2 separate regions of the Homo sapiens genome follow, and region 1 is linked to region 2. The links are chromatin contacts, found by Hi-C or POLR2A ChIA-PET in ENCODE. All regions are on one chromosome and are shown on one strand. Each heading gives the region's core, a stretch centred on a gene start or an enhancer-like site at or near the end of the contact. The rest is flanking DNA. Distances are from core to core; before and after follow the strand shown. Region 1 has its middle 190 kb from the start of EFCAB11. Region 2 has its middle 100 kb from the start of FOXN3-AS2.

Region 1 (2,950 bases), core at 301-2,800, 87 kb before region 2:
AAAATATATATATTTCAAAACCCTTAAAAATGTTTCTTTGCTCTTTGACGCACATCTGGGAGTTTATCCTAAGGAAATAATTACAGATGAGGTGAAAAAGCTTTATCTAAGAATGTTCGTGGCAGAATCGTTCATAATTGTGAAACTCAGAAGCAATATAAACATCCAGAAAATTGGAATCTTTTAAAAAAGTTGAACGCTTTAAAAGAGATATAAAAATATATGGTGGACATGAGAAGACTTTTATTTCCATTAAGTAAAAAAAGCAGCACTTTTTTTTTTTAGTGGCAGGGCACAGTGGCTCACACCTATAATCCCAGCACTTTGGGAAGCCGAGGCAGGGGGACCACTTGAGGTCAGGAGTTCGAGACCAGCCTGGCCAACGTAGTGAAACCCTGTCTTTACTAAAAATAAAAAAAAAATTAGCCGGGTGTGGTGGTATGCACCTGTAGTTCCAGCTGCTAGGGCGGCTGAGGCAGGAGAATCATTTGAACCCAGGAGGCAGAGATTGTGGTGAGCCGAGATCGCGCCACTGCCCTCCAGCCTGGGTGACAAGAGTGAAACTTCGTCTCAAAAATATATATAAAATAAAATTAAAAGTAAAATAATTTAAAAAAGCAGTTTAGTGAAAAATGCAGTGTAGACCTGCATTGTGTAATACAATAGCCACCAGCAACGTGAGCACTTAAAATGTGACTAGTCTGGGCCAGGCACAGTGGCTCATGCCTATAATCCCAGCACTTTGGGAGGCTGAGGTGGGTGGACCACCTAAGGTCGGAATTCGAGACCAGCCTGACCAACATGGAGAAACCCAGTCTCTACTAAAAATACAAAATTAGCCGGGCGTGGTGGCACGTGCCTGTAATCCCAGCTACTCGGGAGGCTGAGGCAGGAGAATCGCTTGAACCTGAGAGGAGGAGGTTGTGGTAAGCTGAGATTGTGCCACTGCACTCTAGCCTGGGCAATGAGAGCAAAACTCCGTCTCAAAAAAAAAAAAAAAAATGTGACTAGTCTGAATTGAGAAGTGCTGTAAGTGAAGACTTAATATGGAAATAAAAGAATATAACAATATTTCATTAATTTTTATGTTGATTCAAGGTTGAAATGATAATATTTGGGGCATATTACTAACATTAATTTCCCCTGCTTTTTTTGTACTTTAAAAAAATGTGGCTACTAGAAAAACTTGAAATTTCATATGTGGCTCATATTTATTTTAGGACTTGTGACCACACAGTTTCTGTTACAACTGCTCACTTGCGTTGTAAGTCAAAGCAGCCATAGATGACATAGAAATGAATGGACATCTCCGTGTTCTAATAAAACTTTATTTATAAAAACAGGTAGCCAACCAGGAGGGCAGTAGTTTGCTTAACCGTGGTCTAGACCAGAGTTTCCTAACCTTGGGCCTTTTGACATTTGGGGCTAGGTAATTTGTTGTTGTTGAGGGCTGGCCTGTGCGTTTTAGGATGTTTAGCAGTATCTCTGGCCTCAACCACTAGATGCCAGTATCACCACCTGCCCCAGTTTTGACAACCTAAAATGTCTGCAGACATTGCTGAATGTCTTCTGTGGGGGAAAAATCACCCTGATTGAGAACCACTGGTCTAGCTCATATGATTTTATTTCCGAGAAAACAAAAATTGTGTGCATGTGTAGTGTTCTGGATGGGTACACACCAAGGTGCAGGAGTTACGTGTTTGGTTTTTTTCCCCATCTTTTCATTTTTTGCATTTTCTAAATTAAGCATAGGTTATTTAATATGTAAAAAGGAACAATCGTGGGGCTGCATGTGGTAACTCGGGCCTGTAGTCCCAGCTACTTGGGAGGCTGAGATGGGAGGATCGCTTGAGCCCAGGTGTTCCAGATGCTTCTGGGCAACATAGAGACCCCATTGCAAAAAAAGTAGGGGGATGGGGCAAATAAATAAATAAAACAATTGTGTAGACAAAGAAAGCCAAAAAGACAAAGATAAAATGAGACTCAGAAAGAAATCCACGTGTAGAAAAGAAAGTGAGAGTTGGGGGAGAATGCTACTTCATCCCCAAAAGACAAGTTCTCTACTTGGCCAGGCCCTCAACTGCCACTCCAAGATGTAATATCAAGGGCAGCAGATGTGGTTGGGCCAATGATCTCTGGGTTGATTATGGGTTTGGAAAAATACATCGGCCACACTGGAGTAGGCAGGCCCTCGCCTGGTGTGGTGTAACTATTTACCAAAAGGAAGCAGGCTTGATTTTGATGTACACACCACACCTCCTCAGGTGTAAGGCACACTGGGACCTCCACTGCTTGAGTCCACCAGGGAAAGGAGGAAGTAAGGAGTTAGACAAGATTTCAGAATGAAAAATTGAAACGCTGACTGCACTGAACTACTTCTCACAAAAGCCCAGGCAGTAACATTTTAGCAACTAAAAAATCAGTGCCAATTTACTGATATTTAAAATTCATGTTATTATAAATCAATTATTATTATAAGTAACTTTACTTTGTGCTTGCCATGCACCGGGCAGTGTACCTCATTTAATCTTCCATAATCTTCCTTATAGTGCTGAAAGGTAGGTGCTGTGCTTAGGATAGTTTTCCAGTTGTGGAACCCAGAGCTCGGAGATGGTAAGTTATATGCCTAAGTCCCACAGCTAGCAAGAGATGGAACCAAGGCTGTAGGCCACTCTCTGAGTTGACAAGTCATGCCCTTGTGATCTAAACTACAAGGGTGTACATTTTCTCTTGGGATTCAAGTTCTTATTTTGAAAGAAAAATACATAGCTCCTAAGAATTATGGTTTTTTGGAATTAGTCCTTTCCAGGAAAAAAAAGACTTTGCTCACTGTCATCATTGGTGAGAAGCTAATAAGCATGTCAAGTTCAGGTGTAGTTTGAGCAACTCAGTGAAGAGGTAGAGAGAGGTGAGGCAAAGATCTAGGCAGGAAGTGACCCTGAAAGCTGGG
Region 2 (2,916 bases), core at 38-2,537:
TCCTAAGGACATTTTTCAGGTTTCATGACACACTATCATAACACTTAATACACTCAGTGTATCAACCCTAGATTTTATTTTATTTTATTATTTATTAATTTTTGGAGACAGAGTCTCTGTTCCCCAGGCTGGAGTGCAGTGGCATGATCATAGCTCACTGCAGCCTCAAACTCCTGGACTCAAGTGATCTTCCTGCTCCAGCCTCCCAAGTAGCTGGGACTACAGATGTGCACCACCACGCCTGGCTAATTTTTAAAAACTTTATTTAAAGACAGAGTCTCACTATGTTGTACAGGCTGGTCTCAAACTCCTGGCTGGCCTCAAGCCATCCTCTCGCCTTGGCCTCCCAAAGTGCTGGGATTACAGGCGTGAGCCACCACGCCCAGCCTGTTTGCTAGATTTTAAATTCCTTTAAGAAAGTTCTCATGTCTTGTTTATCATTGTGTCTCTCTTTCTCACTTGCCGTGGTCTCCCATCCCCCAGTACCTAGCCCAGGCTTGCACATTCTAGTTGCTTAATAAATATTTGTTGTATGGATTGGCAAATCCACAGTTGAGAAGTTATTAAGGGAGAACAGGTTCAGCAGTGATCCAGAGTCCCCACAGAAACGCAAGAGGGAGAGTGGGAAAAGGGGAAGGCAGGGAGCAAAGGCCAGGGCTGAGGAGACGCCTCTTCTTCTACTTGACAGCTGTGTCTGTCTGAATGTTTTTCTCATTCTTCTTGTTCCTAGGGATGAAAAGGAAGGAAGGAAGTGGTAGATTTGTGCCTTACAGGGCTTCTGCAAAAATTGATACTTTCTGTTTCCAAATTATTTCCTTTCTATTTTTGTGTAGGTCTTACAAAGAGAAAAGGAAGTAAAGAGGAGAGAAATAACCTGAAACTTACAGCTGAGGAGAGGTCAGTGTGAATTAGCCTCATATGTTGGCCAGATTTTTGGACTACCTAATGTCATTCCACTTTCCCAATGTCAGGGAGCAAAGCTTTTACTCCACTCATAGAGCCACATATTTTTCCTTAGGCTGAATATTTAAAAAAAATAAATTTGTCTGGAATGGTAGCTATTTTTTGAGTTTTATGTTTGCATGCACAGTCATTCTGTTCTAGTAGACACAGTTTACCACCATTATGCAATAAGTCTTTCACTTCTTCAGAAACATATAGTCTATTTTTACAGTTCCCACTCTCTGCGGTGAATGCAAAAGTCCCAGAAGGAGCGTGCAGAGAAAGCAAGGATTTATGTACCAGCCACGCTCCCTCTCAGGGGTTCACAGTGTGCTTCCTACGTGGTGGTTTTGCAGGTGACGTGGGTGGTGGAAACTTCCTTAACTTATGCTCGATCTGAGTCTTCTCATCAGAACATGACCTTTGTCTCCTTAACCCAGAAGATGCCAATGAAGTGGGTATCCTCCAAGTGAAGGCTTGGAGGTTTGGAAGAAAAAATGAATTTCTTCCTCCCTTCACTTTTTTTTTTTTTTTTAATGTTGAAAACAAACCCTTTTTTTCCCACTGGCTGCAGCAGTTGCCCTCAATGAGATGCCTTGGTGACAGCTTCAGAAGCCAAGCCTACCTCTGAGAAATGGGCAAAAAAAAAAAAAAAAAATACATTTTCAACCTTGAGTGTATTTGAATTATTGTGTTGCTTTTTTTAAAGCTCCTTGAGAAACTGAAGACCAGAAATTAAAATAATGAAATCTGAGTCCTGTCCAGGCTTAGCCATCCTTCTGATTTACAGGGGCTGCTTATACCTTAATCTATGCCTTATGGCTCTCCATCTGAAAAAAGGTGCTGGATTTCAAGGTGGGTAGTGATCTGACATAAATTTTCAAGCACAATACTGTTCTTTTTCTGGCTGGGGCTGGAAGGAGGACATATATATTGGAAGCAGGACTAAAAATTTGACCCGTGTTTCTCACAGAATTCCAGAGCACCTTCTCAACACTGTCATAATCCTATCTACCCAAGGGAGAAGGTTTGAGGGAAATAGAGACTGTGCTTGAGATTCAGATTTACAGCTCATGGTTTCAAATATTTGGGTGTGTTGTCCTCTCTGCCTATACAACACGTTGGGCATTTGTTATGCATTTTCCTGGCATTCTAACCCTCAGTGTAGATGAAGAGATTGCATTATGAAATTTGTCTTATGAGCTGTGCAAAATTGAGCTGCGTTTGTAGCTTGCCCATCTCTTTTGATTCCCTATACTCTTCTGCCTTCTCCAGCACCTGATTCAGAATACAGTCCTCCCACCTCAACCTCCGAAGTAGCTGTGTGTTACCTTATGGCACATCTCAGTTCAGACTACCCACATTTCGAGGGTTAAATACCAGCATGTGTCCAGTGGCTACCTGGATGGACAGCATAAATATAGAACATTTTGATCACTATAGATAGAAAGTTCTATTGGACATGATCTAGCCCAGTGATACCTAATAAGAATATAGTGTGTGCCACACATGTAATTTTTTTTTTTCTTTTGAGACGAGGTGTCACTCTGTTGCCCAGGCTGGAGTGCAGTGGCACAGTCTCAACTCACTGCAGCCTTAACCTTCTGGGCTCAAGTGACCCTCCCACCTAACCTCCCAAGTAGCTGGGACTATAGGCGCATGCCACCGTGCCTGGCTAATTTTTGTATTTTTTTTTGTAGATATGGGGTTTTCCTATGTTGCCCAGAGCTGTGCACATGTAATTTAAAATTTTCTAGGAGCCACATTAAAAACTAGTGAAGAGAGGCCAGGCGAGGTGGCTCATGCCTGTAATCCCAGCACTTTGGGAGGCCAAGATGAGTGGGTCACTTGAGGTCAGGAGTTCGAGACCAGCCTGGCCAACATGGTGAAACCCCGTCTCTACTAAAAATACAAAAAATTAGCCAGATGTGGCGGCGTCCACCTGTAATCCCAGCTACTCAGGAGGCTGAAGTA

Evidence for each region. A loop is a pair of places that touch in the nucleus more often than their neighbours do. ChIA-PET counts read pairs that join two places held with the same protein, here RNA polymerase II (POLR2A). Pooled maps may share reads with other maps.
Region 1: a loop to region 2 is called in a map of CD8-positive, alpha-beta T cell, with 3 times the contacts of the local background. The contact joins two enhancer-like sites. A Hi-C loop is called at or near these places in 1 of 168 maps with a recorded cell type or tissue (CD8-positive, alpha-beta T cell), 22 of 37 single-sample maps with no recorded cell type and 14 of 50 pooled maps. POLR2A ChIA-PET finds 5 or more read pairs at or near these places in 3 of 52 experiments (activated CD4-positive, alpha-beta T cell, activated CD4-positive, alpha-beta memory T cell and activated naive CD4-positive, alpha-beta T cell).

Annotation. Positions count from the first base shown.
Region 1 is chr14:89,766,516-89,769,465 of GRCh38, reverse strand. No RefSeq gene overlaps it. Among named protein-coding and RNA genes, the nearest start is that of EFCAB11, 190 kb to the left of the region's middle. RefSeq lists enhancers at 1,175-1,224, 2,014-2,283. Within about 2 kb of position 1,550, at least 3 of the 41 ENCODE cell types and tissues checked have a DNase peak (open chromatin) inside an H3K27ac peak, as active enhancers do.
Region 2 is chr14:89,679,527-89,682,442 of GRCh38, reverse strand. No RefSeq gene overlaps it. Among named protein-coding and RNA genes, the nearest start is that of FOXN3-AS2, 100 kb to the right of the region's middle. Within about 2 kb of position 1,287, at least 8 of the 41 ENCODE cell types and tissues checked have a DNase peak (open chromatin) inside an H3K27ac peak, as active enhancers do.